2 separate regions of the Homo sapiens genome follow, and region 1 is linked to region 2. A link is a loop called in an ENCODE intact Hi-C map of the cell type or tissue named here. Cell type or tissue: prostate gland. All regions are shown on one strand. Links, peaks and the distances in the headings refer to the core of each region. The heading gives the core; the rest is flanking DNA.

Region 1 (9,998 bases), core at 1,301-9,300, 96 kb before region 2:
ACAGATAGAACTCTTGCTCAGGCCCCTTTTCTGAAGCCAGAGCCAACAAGCCTAGTGATTTTCTTTTGAAAGGGTCTTAAGTAGGTCTTTGCATTTGGGAAGATCAGGCAAGTCACTTAGAGCCGATTTCTGAACTGAGACTCACAGAAGCACATACTCACACCCTCCTATCTGGAGACATGTGGACCTGGAGGGCTGGAGGAACTCAGATGCCTTGGTCCTTAGGAGGATCCAGAACCACCGCACTGAGGCCTAGCAGGCAAGGGCAGGACACACAAAATGTGAGAGCAGAGGAATGAAGGAAAATTAAATCTTGGGCGAGGCATTCTGTCCAGCAAAGAACAGGAGGTGAATACATGGCACGTGGGCCTTCGATATCCTATGAGTGGAATGAAGGCAATGCTTAAAACACTGCACCACTGCACAGCTCCACCTGTACACAAGATGCCCCTTTGTTTTGGGGCAGCCAACTGCTGCATCTCCTGTTTATATGTGCACCCAAGCAGAGGAAGTCAGTCCAAAGCTAGAAGGAGGGAAAATGATTGCCCAGAAGCTCAATGGAAGCCTTGCTTAATATCTCAGTGGTTGAGAACACAGATATTAGGCTGAGGCCCACTCGGTTTGAGGCCTGGCAATGCCATAGGTCAGTTAATTTATCTTATCTGTGAAATGGGATAATCATAGAAGCTATCTCATCCCAAGGGCAGGTGGGTGGATGAAATGAGATGATCTTGGTGCGGAGCTTAGCACGGTGCCTTGGTAAGCCTGGATAAGCATGAGCCGCTCTCTTAGGTGGGTTTCCCAGTTGCTGACCTGATCATCTAATTGCAGTGCAAGTAGTTGATATGGAAAGGGTTCCTGGTCCCATGAGGAAGGGAGTGAGGATGTGAGACCGGGAAGGGAAGGTGGCCTTGAGCAGTTACTGCCATGAGCACTGGGGGCTCCCTCCCACTGGGGATGTCTGGATATCACCTAATGTGGGACAGGCCCCAGAGCTGTGCCACCTGAGGGGTGTGGGGCTGGGTACTTACCCACCTACTCACATCCTGGCCGAGGGCTGCTCCCAAGGTGTCTCGTCCCCAGCCCTGTCCACTTGCAGGGCGAAGAGCCACCATGGAAACCATGAGCCCTGGGGGGGACATGGGCAGGGCAGGGACAGCGTCTGCTAAAACTGTCCTTGTTGTTCTGACTCCTGTCCTGGAGAGGGAAGAGCTGGTCTTTGGAACCACCCAGACCTCAGCCTGCAGCTCATCACTGCCTTTTACTAGATAGGTGGCCCCCTTTGCCTCTTCGGGCCTCCATTTTCACATCTCTTAAAATAGGAACAATTCTCTAATGTTGCAGAATTCGTTTTGAGGACTATGCATGACAATGGCCATACAGAGGCAGGCACGTAGTAGGCGCTCAGCCACCATGAGCCCCCTTACTCGCCAGCTCAATTCGGTTCCATTTCTCCCGCTTGCCTGTGATCCTTATTCTGTTTCTAGTCCCGGGGTGAGCCCAGGCTGGCACCAGACCTTCTTTCCATGTGAGCAGGGACAAGCTGACATCCAGACTAGTGCTTGCCTCCGAGGTGACTTCTGAGTGACAAGCTGCTGCAGTGATCTCCCAAGCTGTGTATTATCATCTTGTTTCCCCTTTAGCTTCGAGCCTCGTCAGTCTGTGGCTTTCATCAGATCCAGAGAGGGTAGAATAACTGGCCGGCCTAACGGCGGCTGAGCCAGGAGTGGAATCCCAGCAGGAAGAACTTTGGACCCTTGCAGTTCCCGCAGCAACCCAGGGCTGGGTGTGTGGGCAGATCTGGGGGCTTCTGCTGAGTCAGACTGTGTGGGAGTGTTGGGGCGGGGGCGGGGGCGCCGCCAGATGAAATCAGGATGCCCAGTGAAATTTACATTTCAGATAAACAAGAAAAAGCCCCTTCTGTATAAGTACAGTCTGTGAAATACTTGGGCCATACTTATACTAAAAAGTTATGTTGTGTTTATCTGAAATTCAAATTTCACTGGGCATCTGACATTTTTATTACCTAAATCTGGCAACCCTACTCTGGTGGGAACGGAGAACAAACCTCCTGGGAGGTCTGGGTTAGAGATGAGCACAGCAATCCTCCTGCAGGCAAAGGCCAGTGTGGAGCCACTTGCCTGCCCCCAGATGGCCTCCCCCGGGGCCCCCCTCCAGGGCCTGTAAAGCCCTCATGAGAGTCACTTTTGCCTGAAGACATTGTTTAACTGCACAGTGGAGTCAGTTACAGATTCACTCTCACCACACTTACCCGTATAAAGAAAATACGATTCTTTATTCTTAGACACCTCCACACAATGTGGTAAGAACAGAGTAGCTGCAAATTATGTATGTGTTGGGTGGGGTTCCCTGGAAGCAGAGCCTGAGAGCCGGGTTCCGGTGCCCCTGACCTGGTGAAGGAAGCAGGAGAGGGCAGGGGAGGAGCTGAGAGGTGTGCACCAGGGGCACTCAGCTTCTACCTGACCCCCTGGGGGGCTCTGGAGCCGGAATGGTACCAGGGAGTTGGCTCCACCTTGAGACAAGGGGGTTAGGGTTTTGTGCTTCCACATCCGCAAGCCATTAGTTGCTCTTAGGCAGAGGCCTGGGCCTTGCACCTCCCAGGTGTCTCCAGGTGTAGCAGCTTCCACGGCAGAGGTGACAGTCCAGAGAAAGCCACAACCACGCATTGAGGTTCCCTGCAACACTTGTAGCAGCTGGGTGCACCAGCTGGTCAAGGAGACCTGCGCATGGCACCAATGGCACCTACTACTCTCTGTCTCCTTGCAATGGAATAGTCAGATTCTCTCCAGGCCGTGTTAGAGAGTCCCTGTTGGGAGGTGCGGTCTCCTTAGGGACTGCTCTGCCCCTCCTCCGTCCTTCCTAAAGAGTGATGGCTGCCAGGTGGGTGTGGAGACAGGTGCTGACTGTGTCTTCAAGGCAGTGGGGAGAGGGGACTTTGAATACCCACGGAATCTGCAGGATGATGGCCTGAGCCTGTGGCAGTGCGGCTGCTGGAATCTGCTCCTTGCCATGGAGGGGTGACCAGTCCCTTTTTGTCTTTTAGGGCTATCTTAGTTTCCACTGCTGCAGCCTGTGGCCTGGACATTTGCCCATGGTTGTGAGGTCCCCATGCATGGGACTTCTTCCTCCTGACTCCAGGCTTCAGTTCACCCATCAGGCCTTAAAGCATCTTCGGCCCTATCTTGCCCTGAACTTTTTGCTGCAAAAACCAAGGGCACTGCCTCAAGCTTATCTTCCCAGCCACTGTTTACTGCTGCTACATTGTTGCCCAAGACACTTCAGAAGTGACTGTTGTTGTCATCTCCTGCCAAGTCCTGGAAGGCAAGCCACCAAGTCCCATGCACCATTCCCACAGCCCGACAACCTTCCTGACTCTACCCACTGGAATCTAAAGAGTCTGCCCACTTCTGGATGTTTGTTCAGGTAGGGAAGTTCAAGCCCCGTGCCCATGAACGTTCATCTTTCTTTTCTCTTCCACCTTCCCTGGGAGGGTAGTGCGGATAATGAGGTGAGCCTTCTTCCTCTTTCTAGAATCCATGGGGCAGAGAAGGTAGATTCTCCCTTCCTGTCTTCTGGGGAAACTCCTTCTCCCTCCCGAGACAACATTGCTTTCCCCTTCTCTGTGGGGTAATAATGGCAGAGAGAGGCGGGATCAGAATGCTGTACTCATAAGGGGGTGTATATTGAGAGGTTTAGAAATATGTTACAGTGCCCCTACGTTTATAGCAGCATTAGTAACAATGGCCAGATGGTGGAAGCAACCCAGCTTCCCATGATGGATGAATGGAGGAGCAAAATGTGGTGTATACAATGGAATGTTGTTTAGTCTTAGAAAGAGGAAAAATCCTGGCCGGGCATGGTGGCTCATGCCTGTAATCCTAATATTTTGGGAGATCAAGGAGGGAGGATTGCTTGAGGCCAGGAGTTCAAGACCAGCCTGGGCAACTTAGGGAGACCCCCCGATCTCTACGAAAAAATTAAAAAATTAGCTGAGCATGGTGGTGCATATCTGTAGTCCCAGCTACTAGGGAGGCTGAGGCAGGAGGATGGAGGATCACTTGACCCCGGAGTTCAAGGCTGCAGTGAGCTATGATTGCACTCCGGCCTGGTGATGAGCAAGACTCCATTTTAAAAAGAAAGAATGAGAGAGAGAGAGAGAGAGAGATCCTGTTGCATGGATGCACCTTGAGGACATCAAGCTGAGTAAAATAGGCCAGTCACCAAAAGACAACCCCTGTGTGATTCCACTTCCATGAGGCATCTAAAGTAGTCAGCTTCATAAAGACAGAAAGTGGAATGGTGTTTGTCAGGGGCTATGAGGAGGGGGAAATGGGGAGTTGTTTATTGGATATGAGAATGTTCTGAAGATTGGCCCAACAACGTGAGTACATTGAACACTACTGCACTGTACACTTGCAGATGACTAAGATAGTCCAGGCGCAGTGGCTTATGGCTGTAATAATCCCAGCACTTTGGAAAGCAGAGGCAGGAGGATTGCTTGAGGCCAGGAGTTTGAGACCAGCCTGGGCAACATAGCAAGACCTCATCTTTACAAAAATATTAAAAAATTACCCGGGTGTGGTGGCTCGTGCCTGTAGTCCCAGCTACTCACCAGGCTGAAGCAAGAGGATTGCTTGAACCTGGGAGTTCGAGACTGCAGTGAGCTATAATCAGGCCACTGCACTCCAGCCTGGGTGACAGACTGAGACTCCATCTCAAAAATAAAAAATAAATAAATAAATAAATAAATGTTAAGATGGTAAAAATTTAAGTTGTGTATTTTACCACAATTAAGAATAAAAAGTGGTCTGGGCACAGTGGCTCATGCCTGTAATCCCAACACTTTGGGAGGTCGAGGCAGGCAGATCACCTGCGGTCAGGAGTTCAAGACCAGCCTGGCCAACATGATGAAACCCCGTCTCTACTAAAAATACAAAAATTAGCCAGGCATGGTGACAGGTGCCTATAATCCTAGCTACTTGGCAGGCTTAGGTACAAGAACCCGGGAGGCAGAGATTGTAGTGAGCCGAGATTGTACCACTGCACTCCAGCAGCCTGGGCGACAGAGTGAGACTCTGTCAAAAAAAAAAAAAAAAAGAAAGAAAGAAAGAAAAAGAAGAATAAAAGGTGAAAAAAAATACATCTATTACAAATGCAGATATCTCATCCATGAAGGGTGAACTAATATGCTTGTCCATTCTTTATATGACTTATTCTATTTCATCAGCTCCTGATCCTTTGCAGATAACAGGACCCCAAAGGGAAGGGAATATTTTCATGAAGGAAAAATGCAACCAGAAATAGTCCTGGCTAGAACCACTATCAGACAAGTATGTCCAGCCTAGATGGAATTTTATAGACAAGGGACAATTCTATTCACAAAGGTTGGGAGACAGAGTCATGGGACAAGGAAGGTGGAGGCTGCACAAGCTGGGAGACAAGCTGGCTTCTTCATGGATCGTTGCAGTTTGCCTTGGCTGCAGGCATGGTGATCTTAGCACACATCCATGAAACCTTACTTAGAATTGCTGGGGCCAGAAGTTCTAGGGAATTCAAAATTTTTTTTTTTGAAAAAATGGGCAATGTGATGCCTCTTTTGTATATTACAGAACATTCCTAGTGGAGCCTGGCTCAGCACCCTGTAAACCCATTAATATTCCTGTGGTGGAGTGTATAAATATTCACACTAACTGGGATAATAAAGACTATAAATAGCCTCATGTCAGTTCAGGCCAGCATTTGCTGCCAAGTAAGTCTCCCCGCCCTGTGCCCCCAAAAAGAATTTCTGGATTTCAGAGCCATTTGGATATGAAAATGGTAGCTTAGGGATTGTGGACCTGTATGAATTTTATACCATCTAGAGACTGTAAATGAACAGAGACAAAACATAGGAAGGAACCAGAAGGATGAGGTCAGTGAATTTAACGCTGATCTTATAAATAAGAAATGGAGGTGACAGGCCCAATGTCGCTCTGCTGGTCATTGGTGGAGCTAAGGTCAGACAAGGATCTCCTACCCTCAGCCCAGCTCCTCCAGCAGGAGTTAACAGGAACCTCCAGACCCAGAGTCCATGAAGCTGAGCCGCCACCTCCTTCCTAGTTCCCTGAAAAGGTGAGCCCTGCCTTTGGGAATGCCTCCTTATGGCTAGTACACCGTGTGTGGTGTGCCCTGCCGTGGGCTGGTTCTGTTTTCTCTGGGAGAGGTATCTGCAGAAGACATCGTCCTGAGGGTTCATGCACTTAGCTCAAGGCCTTGCACACAGATGGCACTCAGTGAATGTCTGAGGAACTGTTGAATGTATTTGGTTATTCATCACCTGTAGACCCATCAAGATAAGGATGTATAATCAAAGGGCCATGTGTAAGACAGCCAACAAGGAGCGGAGAAAGAAAAAATCTTGTTCCCCATTGCAGAATCGGAGCTAACGGCAAGGAAGGCAAATATTACTTTATTTTTGAACAACGAGCATTAGTGGTCATTAGAAAGTGATTTCTTTCATTCCTGATGCCTAAGCCATGGGCCTGACCCTGCCCCAGCACTCTGGGTGGAATGGGGAGGCCTTTGTGCCCAGCACAGTGCTCGGTACACAAAGCGTGTGCCACAAACACTTGTTGGATGAGTGAGTGAGTGAATGAGTATTAGGGGTCATCAGTTAGAACTCTGTTATAAAAGGCACAATCCTAACTTAAACTGAAGTAAGCAAAAATGACTATTTTGTTTATTTTTGCCTGACATAATTGAAAAGTCCAAGGGTAGTCGCCGTCAGGCATGTCTAAATCCAGGCCTGCAAATGATTACTGGGGACTCTGTCTCTTCCCTTCTCTCAGAGCTGCTTTCCTCCACCCTGGCTTCTTTCTCAGGTGAGCTCTCCACAACTGTGGTGACCATGACCACGGTAGGCTCAGTTCCCACCCGCCGAGCAGCCCTCACAGAAAGTGACTCATGTGGCCCAAGAAGGTGAGGGGTGGTCACTTGCCTGCCCCAGGATACTGTGGTGAGCGTGGTACACCCTGAAAAGTAGTTCCTGAGTGGACTGTACAAAATGGAGCCCTGTGGAAGCTCTTGAGGCCATGAGCTTCCATCCAAAATGGAGGCATTTCTCCCTCCGGTGTATGAGTGCAGCCTGACAGGGTCTCCTCAGACCCTTAACAGCCTAGGTGGGAGAGGGCTCCTCAGAGTCCGACCTTCAGTGTTATAGGAAGGTTACCCCCCTTCTTTTCTTTTCCTTTTTTTTCTTTTTTGAGACAGGGTCTCCCCTAGGCTGGAGTGCAGTGGTACGACCACGGCTCACTGCAGCCTTGACCTCCCCAGGCCCAAGCAATTCTCCCACCTCAGCCGCCCAAGTATCTGGGACCACAGGTGTGTGCCACCATGCCTGGCTAATTTTTGTAAAGACAAGGTTGTGGCATGTTGCCCAGGCTCACCCGTCTTTCCTTTCTATTTTTTTTTTTAAAGAAAGAGACAGGTCAGGTGCAGTGGCTCACACCTGTAATCCTAGCCCTTTGGGAGGCCGAGGAGGGTGGATCACTTGACCTCAGGAGGTCAAGGCCAGCCTGGGCAACATGGTGAAACCCCGAGCCAGGTGGTGCGGCATGCATCTGTGGTCCCAGCTACTCGGGAGGCTGAGACGGGAGAATCTCTTGAGCCCAGGAGGCGGAGGTTGCAGTGAGCCCAAGATTGTGCCACTGCACTTCAGCTTGAGTGACAGAGCAAGACTCCATCTCAAAAAAAAAAAAAAAAAAAAGAAAGAAAGGAAGAAAGAAAAAAGAAAAAGAAAAGAGAGACGGGGTCTCACTTGGTTGCCCAGGCTGGTCTTGAACTCCTGGGCTCAAGTGATAATCCTCCTGCCTTGGCCTCCCAAATTGTTGGGATTACAGGAGTGAGTGATGGCACCAGGCCAGCCACCCTCATTTTCATTCTTTCTCTATGAAACACTGATCATTTGAAGGGAGAAACTGCAACTCTGGAGAGTGTGGGTAGAGGTACAGGGAGCCAGGAAGCAGCATTGACAGTATTCCCTCAGATTCTGAGGGGTGAGCATCTGAGCTCCCTCGGGCTTGACTCCATCAGTGCAGAGGTCCCATCATCCTCTCACTGTAGACCGAAGGCACAGCAGGCATCCAAGGAACAACCCTGGGGTCATTCTCACCCTCATGCTCTCCCCGCTGCTTGTTGCTACAAGACTGGAGTGTTCTCAGGGCATAGGGGTGGGTGCTCTGTTTTCCTATAAATCTGCTTGGTTTGGGAGATACTTATATTCCATATCTGTGAGGAGTTAACTATGTAATAAAGTAGCTTTTAATAAAGGATGTCAGTGCTTTGAATATACGAATCTACATTTTAAAATAAAAGTAGAAACAGAAAATGAAGGCACCGAGCAAAAGAAGCAAATTTAACTACAAAGTGAAAGAGCTATTCATCTAGGCTAGTTTCCCTATATGGTCATTAGGGTTAGCTCAGAGCTTCCTAGTAGGCCAAGTAAAAAAGGAAACAAGATCTTTACAAATTCTTTTTATCATAAAGGTAGAAATATACCAATTTTGAAAGGCATACTTTTTTCTTGGCATTAAGTTCCAAAAGAAATATATCATGTGGGATAATTTATAAAACAAAATGTGAGCAGCAACAGTCTCAACCATGTTCCCACAGATGCAGATTCCCCTGCCCAACCCCTTGTGACTACTGTCTATAATAGATGAGGGAAAAACACTGATTTTAAGTATTAACATCCCACTTCCCTGGGGTAGGCAATATCACATGTGTCTAAATATAAAGCAAACATGGAAAATAAGATAATCTCACAGTTTCTCAGCAAGAAAATTCCAAAAATGCTTTTTGGCCACTTGAATATATAAACTTTTAGGGATATAGATAAAATAGTCTTACAGGTACCATTTGATTTCATAATTTAATTACACACAATTGAAATAACATATTACATAAAATAATATTTAGAAATGTTCATGTAGCAATCTGTTAATGGCAAAATAATACATGAAAATATTGCATTTTTCCCATTGACCTTTTGCAAAAACAATGGTATTCTAATGGGAGTCACTTTTTGTGTTGTAGAGGTGTTCGTTTGTTTGTTTTTGTTTTTGTTTTGAGATGGAGTCTCACTCTGTTGCCCAGGCTGAAGTGCGATGGCGAGATCTCAGCTCACTGCAACCTCTGCCTCCCAGGTTCAAGCAGTTCTCCTGCCTCAGCCTCCCGAGTAGCTGGGATTACAGGCGCCCACCACCATGCCTGGCTAATTTTTGTATTTTTAGTAGAGACAGGGCTGCTGACCTCAGGTGATCCACCTGCCTCAGCCTCCCGAAGCGCTGGGATTACAGGCATGAGCTACCGCGCCCAGCCTGCATTGTAGAATTTTTAGAGAATAACAAGTTCACTTCCAGCCAATGGTGGAAGAGATGTCCCTTTTTGAATCCATGTATAGTGTCCCCACTGGAAATTGTATCCCAAGCCCCAAATAGCCATTTGTATGGCATTGGAGCAGTTCCCCATCCTCACCCCATTTATCTGATAGTGGGGACATATTTGTGATCACCTCCTTATGAAGACCTGTCATACAGCTTTTAAAAATAACCTTAAAGGATGTCAAACATTTGCAACTGGGAGGTCATTCCTTTGGGAATTGAGATTAAATTCTACTGATTCCTTTATTCCTTATTTAAAAAGTTGACGCTCTAAGCATCTAAAACCAGAATTGTTTTTGGTCATTCCCTGCCGATGTGTCCTCCCCAAACAGGACTTTGTGGTTCAAAATACAGTAGGGTCATTGACAGAACACCCTGTAATACAAGAACTTTTACAGGACAGGATTATGTTGAGGCATCTGCTTAGTTCTGTTGTATGATGGCCAAGTGCTTAAGCTGTCCATAATGGACCCAATGCTGCAGCTCGCCCGGGGTTACAAGAGGGATGCCTTAGAAGAGGGGCGCTCCCCTGAAAGATGGAGAGCTGGTGTGCTTTGC
Region 2 (9,998 bases), core at 572-8,571:
CAAGCGCCCGCCACCATGCCTGGCTAATTTTTTGTATTTTTAGTAGAGACGGGGTTTCACCGTGTTAGCCAGGATGGTCTCGATCTCCTGACCTTGTGATCCACCCGCCGCGGCCTCCCAAAGTGCTGGGATTACAGGCGTGAGCCACCGTGCCCGGCCAGGAATAAGTTTTTAAGAGCTATTGCACAGCATGATGACCACAGTTAATAATAAAGCATTGTGTATTTCAAAATTGCTAAAATAATAGATTTTAAATGTTTTCACTACAAAAAAAATGGTAAATATGTGAGGTGATAGATATGTTAATTAGCTTGATATAATCATTCCACAATGTATACACATATCAAAACATCACATCATAACTCATAAATATATACAATTATTGTTTTTCAATTAAAGAAAAATTTTAAAAACAACACATGGCCAGGTGCAGTGGCTCACACCTGTAATCCTAGCACCATGGGAGGCCGAAGCAGGGAGACTACTCGAGGCCAGGAGTTCTAAACCTGCCTGGGCAACATAGCGAGACCCCATCTCAACAACAAAAAAATTTTAAATTAGCTGGGTGTGGTGAGGGGTGCCTGTTGTCCCAGCTACTTGAGAGGCTGAAGCAGGAGGACTGCTTGAGCCCAGGAAGTTGAGGCCGCAGTGAGCTAAGATTGCCACTGCACTCCAGCCTGAGCGACAGAGCAAGACCCTGTCTCAAACAAACAAACAAATAGCACATATGTACACATAAAATTGCCTGCGGCTTGTCTGGCTCTCTCATAAACTGTGAGCTCTCTGAGGACAGGACCGGAACACATTTTCCCTGAATAAAGTGAGCACATTTCCAGCCCCGAAGCCTGAGCCGCTGTGTCCCACATCCCATTCAGGAAGAGGGGGTTGTCCTAGAAGTAGCAGATCTGACTCAAAAACTCAAGGCAGGAGGGGTAACAATGCCAGAGAGAGAAGTAGCAGGGTAAGGAGGAGAAAGAAGGAAGAGGGAACGGAGCGAGGAGGAAAGGAATGAGAAATATAAAAATGGAGGAGTGAGGAAGGAATTCAGGAAAGACAAGGAATCCGCACAGGCAGAGACGCGGCTTTATCAGCTCTCTCCCTTCCAGCTCACTCCTCTCCACTCCCCCACAGAACTGCTCAGGCCATGTGTGCATTTGGCTCAGGACTCCAGTGCTGGTGCCAGAAGCATAAACCAGAGGGTGGGAGCTGCGTGGGGCCCAGACGAGGCGAGCCCTGTGGCCGGGCCCTCAGGACGTGGGGCCAGGCTGCTCCTCCCAGCCGCCCCGGGGGGGCAGGCCAAGAATTCTAGAAACCCTCTGCTGGGGAGAGCCCGAGGAGGCCCTGGCTGGGGTGACATCGGGAAAGCCCAGGGGGCCTGCTGCAGGCTGCGAGGAAGAAGGAGGCCGAGGTCATGGTGCAGAGGGCTGAGGAGGAAGTGAACCCCAGCTACAGGGTGCCCGGAAAGGGCTGGACCCACGGGGAATGTTGTGGCGGGGACCACATTTGGAGCAGCTCGGGACACAAGGGGTTTTGTCCCAAAGGAGACTCTGAACAGAGCCGCGGGCCCCGTCCTGGGAAAGCCGCTTGAGGGCACACCTGGCTGCTGCGTCCCAGAACTGCTGACGTCACAGTCACCTGGGGCGGGGAGGGGACTGGCGAGCTGTACTGTTTTTTTAAGTTTCCAATGATTATAAAAAGCAGCAAATGTGGGAACCATTGAACTGGATCAGGGTCAGCAAAACTTTTCTGTAAAGAGCCAGATGGTAAATATTTCAGGCATTTTAGGCCAGGATGGTCGGTCCCTGTCTCGGCGACTTGATTCTGTCGTTGTACTGAGAAAGCAGCCACATATGTGCAAAGGAATGAGCATGGCTCTATCTCGAAGAGACTTTTCAAAATTGAATTTCATTGATTTTTGAAATTTGAATTTTTTAAATTTGAATTTCTTGGAATTTTCATGTCATGAAACATTGTTCTGATTTTTTCCCCCAACCATTTAAAATATAAAAACCATCCTTAGCTCACACCTAGTGGTAGGCAGGATTTGGCCCAAGGGCTGTAGTTTGGTGATCATGGTCAGGCCAGTTCTGCCATAAAGAAATCAGTGTGGAAGCAGAGTGATTGCTTAGAAACTTTTAGAGCAATCTGACATTGCTCTGGCACCCAATCAAGTGTCTGCTGGACTCAACATGACCCAGGTGGGGCGACAGTGAACCCACAAGGTCAGTGACACATAGCGTGCTGCTTCATATGTGGTCAGTGATGGGTTGGAAATTTAAAAAAAAACAGGTCCTTTATACCCAGAAGGTTTGAAAAGTAGGGATCTCAAATCATTCCTTTGACCCCAGGGAGGGTTTGAATCTTCCCACCACAATCATACAATCACCCTAAAATATATAGTTATAACTACAGCAGGCAAACAAAAATATACATTTTTTGTGCATAGGAAAAAAAAATTGAAAAGGACTATAGCAAACGTTTAGTGAAGATTCTTTGAGTAGAATGTCAATGCATTTTTCTTTCTTTATATTCATCTGTGTTTTCCAAGTTTTCTTTAACGAATATGTGTGAATTTTATAATTAAGAGTTTTATGTGTTTTCTTAAAAACAAGTGGCTTTTAAGAAATTCTCTGGAGAATAATTTCTCCATTGGACAATCCTTCCCAGTGTCTCCCAAGCGTTCGGGAAGTGCTTTTTCATATTTAATCCACTTTTAGAGAAGCAGGGAAGAGAAAGAAGAAAATGGAAAACATATGTTGTCCTTCTGACTGCAGAGCCCCAGTTCTTGTCGTTCATTGTTATTTTTAACATAAGACTCATGGGCAGTAGTGGGGGTGGGGCATCAAGGCTGGAGATGTCATGAATGGTCATGAGTCCATTGTCACAGGACCGAAGTGAGTGGAGCCTCCTATGCTGACCTCTCAACTCTGGTGTCCCAGCAACCAGAGCCCAGTGTATGTCCGGTTGCTCAGGAACTGCAAGAAAAAGTGTGGGAGAAAGTTCACGGCAGCAGCACTTACTGCCAAGGAAAAAGCACAACTCTGAGTGCTGGGTATCATGGGCCTCAGTGGACCTGGGTTCGAATCCTGACTTGACCACTTTTTCACTGAGAAGCTCAGGCAGAGCACTGACATTTTCTGAGCCTCAATTTCCTCCCCAAGATAAGGTTGGGGGGTGGGGGGTGGGTAAACACACAACCCCCAAGCCGAGTGTCCCAGAGGCGAAGAAGACTGCTTGCATGAAAGCTCTTGACACTAGCAGACATTAAATCTGAGCTCTTCCTGGCTGCTCTGATGACCAGGGTCAAGGTCATCACCCCAGGCCAAGGGCAGGGCATAAACCTCTGCAACTTGGACTCAATCCTAGAAAAGACTTCAGCTGGAGAAGAAACCATTGCTGCTTTCTTTCTGGACTCCAGCCGTGTGTGACACACACCAGGGGCACCCATGTAACTGTGCATATACTTACGTCCCAAACTCAGCCCCAACCGGAGGCAGCCCAAGTTCAGGGTGTCCTTTGCTCATAAGCTGCACTGCCCAGGTCAGTAGCCATATGTGGCTATGTGTAAAGATTTAAATTAATTTGATTTAAATGAAATTAAACATTTAATTTATCGGTCACAGTACCCACATGTTGCGTGCTCAGCGACCACTCGTGGTGCAAGAACATTGCCATCAGTGCAGAAGGTTCTATCAGACAGCGCTGCTCGGTGGCTCAGTGCAGCTCCAGAAGACACCCCTAGAAAGTGCAGACTTCTGGTCATTTGCAAAAGTGTCCTCTCATTTCTGCAATAACAACTTCACTATATAGGGAAACAGAAACCTATAAAAATGTCATCTAGTGTCTGGAGTATTTGTGGGATGTGCCTATGAGAAAGCAGCTCCCTGGGTGGGTGAGGTCTGGGGGTCCCCCTGCAAGCCTCAGGCCCTGAAGCTGAAAGAAGCTTCTGCTCACTGGCTGACTGCTGTTAACATACAGTCGATAAAGAGATGGTGCTTCTTGTTTCTTTAAACAAAAACTATTTTAAGGAATTCTTGTTTCAAAATGGCTTGGTGCTATTCACAGGAAGAAAAGAAAAAGGGCAGCCTTATGCAGTGAGGCTCTCTGGGAACCATAGCCAGGACAGCTCTGTGGGGGCCGAAACAAACTCAGGAGTCCCAGAACCTACAGAGTGGGGCTCCACATCCTCTATGCTCCAGCCCAGGCTCTTGGCGCCCAGAGGCCTGCTGTGGCTCGGCCGCATGGCAGGACAACCTGTCTCTATGGGGTGGATTTGCCTGGAATGTGGATGGGATGGGCTTGTGCTGAGTTATAATAAACCTTCTCTCACTTCGCATCCAGCTCTGTTTGCCCAGCCTTCTCTAGAGAGCCTTTTGGAATCTTCTTTTCTATTGCAGCCCTGGCTCCTGCCACATGGAACAGTTTGAACAATCTATTCCAGCCTTAGATAGGCTGTGTTCCTCCCCCAGAAGGTGTAGAAGCTGCTGGCAGTGCCTACCCATGCCCTCAGGCCATGCCACATCAGGGAGCATGAACTCACTTTGGCTGCCAGCACCTGTGTCTCTTCTCCTGAGCTCACCTCACCCACATGCAGATGTGGCCGTCCAGGGGTATCCAAATTGTGTGCAACAGTGGATGATAACACATGTGGCTACCCCCTCACCCCTTAGAGGAATAACTCAGGCATTGCCCCAGAGTCTGCAGCACTGGAGCCTTAGTCGCCCACGGTGGTCACATGATCAGTCCTGGTCTTTATACCATTACTTCCCGGGATCACCTCCCAAATCAAATGTTTATCTTCAACATTCTTGTTGTAGGGCTGCTTCTGGGAAAACCCCACTGACCACTAAAGCTCCAATTAACCTTAGGTTGGGTTCTGGGAGAAGCTAAGACTGAAGTGCACAAGAAAGTTCTAGAATCAAGTGAGAAATGTGTATTGAAATGGGAGGAGATGGCCTGTCTTTTGAAATCCACAGAGAAGAGGATCTGAGGGATTTCTCAGTGAAGGAGACCAGCTGCTTCTCTGTGGAGTTTGGAGCCGCTTATCCAGGGATCCTGAAGACTCAAGAGGATCCCCAAGTTTCAAATATGCTCTTCCAGACACTCAGACTGGTAACCATGTAGTGGAATCTGCCTATACTTCTTCCAAATAATAGTCCTGGAGGGTTGAAAGGAACAAGAAAGGCGCACAAAATTCTCCCCTGTGAGGTCAGTTTCAAGCTCTCACCTAAGAGGGGCCTGGACTCCTAGCAGAGGCTCAGCCCACAGTGGTGCCAAGCCCAGGGGGGTGCTGAGCTGACAGGGGTGCCCAGCCGACAGGGGTACCCGGCCCAGGGGAATGCCCAGCCCTTGGGACCCAGGTCCAGTCATTGCTCCTCTGCCCTGTGTCAAGCAAGGGAGGCCCCTCAGGAGGCCTGGTGAGCACCAAGAACTCACTGGAAACCAGAAGGCTTGGGTGCCAAACACAACACATTGTGGTCTCAGGTGAGGATGGGGGAATGGGTGTCACAGGGAGGGAAGAGGCAGGCGCATCAAGTCCATCGCTAGTCCCTGTGCAGGAGGAGAGAGCAGGCTGCCATCACCCCATCTCTTCACCACAGAGACATGGTCCTCTTTCTGCCTTCTTCCTCTTTTTGGTGAGGCAGACACCCTCCCTGGGCTCAGTCAGAGCACCCCCCCCACATCCCTTCATCCCTACAGCATACCAGGAAGGCAACTCACAAAGAGGCCACAGCGCCTGGGTACATCCACACCCCAGCCCAGTGCCCTCCTGAAACCAGGGAGCGCAGCCGTCCTCTGGTGGAAAACTGAGAACTTAAAAACGTCCTCATTGGCTGCATTTCCATGTCTCTGGAAAAGCATTCACAACCAACCCATGCTTGAGAGGAAGCTTTCATCCATAAATGCTAATAACAGCCTGAAGGCTGAATCCCAGGACCAAGGGTTTCCTCTCCTTGCAGAACCAAATTGTTATGTCTAATTCTCGGTTGACTTTTCCAGGTGGCTCCATGGTTCCTTCAGTGTGGTGGCACTGGTGGCCCGTGGGAGGCAGCTGGCTGACAGCACGGACTGTCTTTGAGCTGGAAGAGTCAGGTGAGTTGCTTGGTGTCTGGGAAAGGGGCTAGGTCTGATCAGAGAAGCAAGTCCTACCTGTGTTTACCTGCCTGGCCCCAGACCCTGCTCCCTCCTTTCCAGGGTCCACTGAGCACAGAGGAAATGGAGCCAGGTAGCTCGTTGCCTGGCTTATTGTGTTGTTTTGGCTTTTAACTTTTAATTTTAAATTAGTTTAATTTTAGATTTAGAGAAATGCTGCAAAAAATAGTACAGAGAGTTCCCTTATATTCTTCAGCCTGCTTCCCCTAGCATCTGACATAACCACAGCATGATTACAAGAAAATTATCACCGGTGAATTGAAGTTAATGTTAGTTAACTAAATAGCAGGCCTTACTTAAATTTTACCAATTTTTCTGAAAATGCCCTTTTTCTGTTGCAGAATTTTATTCGTGATCCCATACTGCATTCATTGTTATTTTTTCTTTGTCTCCTGTGGTCTGTGACAGTTCCTCAGTCTTTTCTTGTCTCTAATGACTTTGACACTTTTGAGGAGTACTGGTCAGTAATTTTGTAGAATATCCCTCAGTTTGGGTTTGTTCAATGTTTTCTCATGATTGGAGTGAGAGTATGCATTTTTGGCAAGAATACCATTAAAATGGTGTATGTCCTTATATCAAAGAGCTCACTACGTTAATGTGTCTTGTTACTAATGATGTTAACCTGATCATGTGGCTAACTTGGTACCTACCAGGTTTCTCCACTATAAATGGACTAATATAATATATACTGTTTGGTGCCTTCTTTCTCAATAAATTTTTTAGATTCATTCATCCATAATGTTGCGTGTATTGTTTGTTCTTTTTTATTGCTGTAAAGTGTTCCATTGTGTGACTATACCAGCACCTCTCTCACCTCCAGGACAGGTGAGGAACATCAGCTATCTTTCTCTCCATTGCCTACAACAGTATTTGCATTGGTACCACTGAGTACAATTATATGGTGCACAACTAGTGCAGCTACACATGGCAAGCTGAAGTCCAAGGACTGCCTGAATCACAATGCAAGTTCTCAGATTTCTTTACCCCCAGAGAATTGATTCTATTGCACGCCGTCATTTGGGAAACTCAGGGTGAAGTACACACTCTAGCATGGCAGCATGGTTAAGTGGTTAATGAACATGAGCCCTGAAGTCTGGCTCTGGGTTCAAATCTTGTTGCCACTCATGAGCTAGGTGACCTTGACCAAGTTACTTCCTCTCTGTGACTGTTCCATCAGTAAAATAGGTTTAGTGATGATAGTACCTGTGCCATAGGCTACTCCAAGGATTAAATTTAATTTAATTTAAAAAAAGCCTTGGCCATGTGCAGTGGTTCATGCCTGTAATCCCAGCATTTTGGGAGGCCAAGGCAGGCGGATCACCCAAGGTCAGGAGTTTGAGACCAGCCTGGCCAACATGGTGAAACCCCATCTCTACTAAAAATACAAAAATAGCTGGACGTGGTGGCAGGCACCTGTAATCCTAGCTACTCAGGAGGCTGAGGCAGGAGAATCGCTTGAACCTGGGAGGTGGAGTTTGCAGTGAGCCGAGATTGCGCCATTGCACTCCAGCCTGGGCGACAGAACAAGATTCCATCTCAAAAAGAAAGAAAGAAAGCATTTAGCATGGTGTCTGGCATAGAATAAACACTCAACATGTTAATAGTGTTATTGTTAATAAACATCATTGTTGGCCAGGCACGGTGGCTCATGGCTATAATCCCAGCACTTTGGGAGGCCAAGGCAGGCGGATCACCTGAGGTCAGCAATTCGAGACCAACCTGACCAACATGGAGAAATCCCATCTCTACTAAAAATACAAAATTAGCCGGGCGTGGTGGCGCATGCCTATAATCCCAGCTACTCGGGAGTCTGAGGCAGGAGAATCACTTGAACCTGGGAGGCGGAGGTTGCAGTGAGCCGAGATTGCACCATTTTACTTCAGCCTGGGCAACAAGAGTAAAACTCCATCTCAAAAATAAATAAATAAATAAATAAACATAATTATTTTTATGGATTATTTATTTCTTGTTATTAATATTATAATACTACTCATTAGCTTTGCAGCCTCCATCTCTGAGGGCATGGTTTGAATGAGCGTGTATCCCTAAGAGCTGCCAGCAAACGGAAGAAGAGTTCCTGCACCTCTTGGTGCCTGAATGGTCCAGGGTCACCAACAAATAATAATACTCACAGCATGGGTTGTTCGTCAGGATTCTACAGAGACATAGAACCATTTGTGTGTGTGTGTGTGTGTGTGTGTGTGTGTGTGTGTGTTTTGTATGCATGTGTGGAGAGAGGAGGAGAGAGAGAGAGAGAGGGGCTTATTTTAAGGAATTGGCTTATGTGACCGTGGAGGCTGGCAGAACTCCCTCTTCCTGCAGGGAGTCAGTCTTTTTTCTTTGAAGGCCTTCAACTGATTGGATGAGGCCCACCCACATTATGGAGGGCAATCTGCTTTCATCAAAGTCCACTGATATAACTGTTACTCTCACCTAAAAGAAATTACCTTCACAACATCTAGACTAGTGTTTGACCAAATATTTGGATGCCGTGGCCTAGCCAAGCTGACATATAACATTAACAATCACAGAGGGCTACAGTTTGTGGTCCCCCTTCACATACAGAGGTTGACAACTCGAAAGCCCTACAGCAGTCAGTGCAGATAAAAATGGGGGGGTGGGCTCACCAGGCGGACTTGCCTTGGGGCGTAGGGGGACTTGGGCTGCCTGGCAGTCCCTGCATCGAGTCATGGTGGCCCATGCTTGGACCTAGGCCAAGACATATCAGGACTGCCAGACAGTATTATTTCAAATAATGCCAAAATCTGAATTTCTACGTGGAAGTTTCTATTTCTTTAATACTGGCAACTAGTTAAATGTTTTTAATTGTGTGCAGGACAAATGCACAAACCCAAGGGAAAGACGTGCCCTTGGGCAGCCCATTTGCGATCATGACCTACGCGATCTTACTAAATCTGTCAGCTTCCTTGTTTAAGGTATTCACAGAGCTTCTAGTCATAAAAATTGTAGTTTTGTAGGGGCGTTAGTGAGTTCTTTGAAAGCAGGATTTCTCTGCAGATCCGGAGCAGTGCTTCCCACTCTTTAGCATGGATCAGAATCCCGGGAGGGCTGTGAAACAGCCACCACACCTCACCCTCATTTCTGATTCAGTGGGTAGGGGTGAGCACAGAAAATCTGCTTTTCTAACAAGCTCCCAGGAGGTACTGATGTTGCTGGTCCAGGGACCAGGCTTTAAGAACTTCTGGTCTAGAGGGGAAAAAAGAACACGGGTGGACAGCAAGGAGAAGACATGGTGACAAGACAGGGCAGATCCTGCAGGAGGAGGAGCCGGGGGTATTGCTTTGGATTCACCACCATCCTCAGTCCTGTCTGCCTCCTTTTCTAACATCCTGATCTTCACATCTCCACCAGGATAGTGAGCTCTGTAGTAGAGGCATCTTCTATAAGATGCTTTACCCATGAAGGACACTCTGAGGCCCGAGGGGCCTGAGAATGAGTCTTCTTATTTCATCTTTGTGAAAGATGATATGGATAATGGTGATGGTTACACAACCATATGAGTGTGCTTAATGCCACTGAATTCCACACTTAAAAATGGTTAAAGTGGGGCCAGGCACGGTGGCTCACACCTGTAATCCCACTTCGGGAAGCTGAGGCAGGTGGATTGCTTGAGCCCAGGAGTTTGAGACCAGCCTGGGCAACATAATGAGACTTCATCTCTACAAAAAAAAATACAAGAGTTAGCTGGGTGTGGTGATGCATACCTGTGGTCCTGACTACTCAGGAGGCTGAGGCGGGTGGAGGCTGCAGTGAGCCGTGATGGTGCCACTGCACTCCAGCCTGGGTGACAGAGAGAGACCCTGGCTCAAAACAAAACAAAAAGG

What was found. Peaks named below come from ENCODE experiments on the same cell type or tissue, not always from the same donor. Only the 100,000 strongest peaks of a DNase experiment are listed, where the experiment ranks them.
Region 1: it touches region 2 in a loop (2.1-fold over the local background); 3 of 110 quality-filtered maps call a loop at or near these places.

What each region holds. Positions count from the first base shown.
Region 1 is chr20:17,709,097-17,719,094 of GRCh38, forward strand. All of the region lies in intron 1 of BANF2 (BANF family member 2), which reads left to right. Among named protein-coding and RNA genes, the nearest start is that of BANF2, 14 kb to the left of the region's middle. In prostate gland, for the core only: no CTCF peak of the experiment used is centred there; no DNase peak of the experiment used is centred there.
Region 2 is chr20:17,805,677-17,815,674 of GRCh38, forward strand. It overlaps LOC107985440 (a long non-coding RNA gene), which reads right to left. Exons shown (of 3, transcript XR_001754511.2): 3 at 8,099-9,998. Among named protein-coding and RNA genes, the nearest start is that of BANF2, 110 kb to the left of the region's middle. In prostate gland, for the core only: no CTCF peak of the experiment used is centred there; DNase peaks (open chromatin) are centred at 1,165, 4,285 and 4,735; H3K27ac peaks cover 2,187 bases.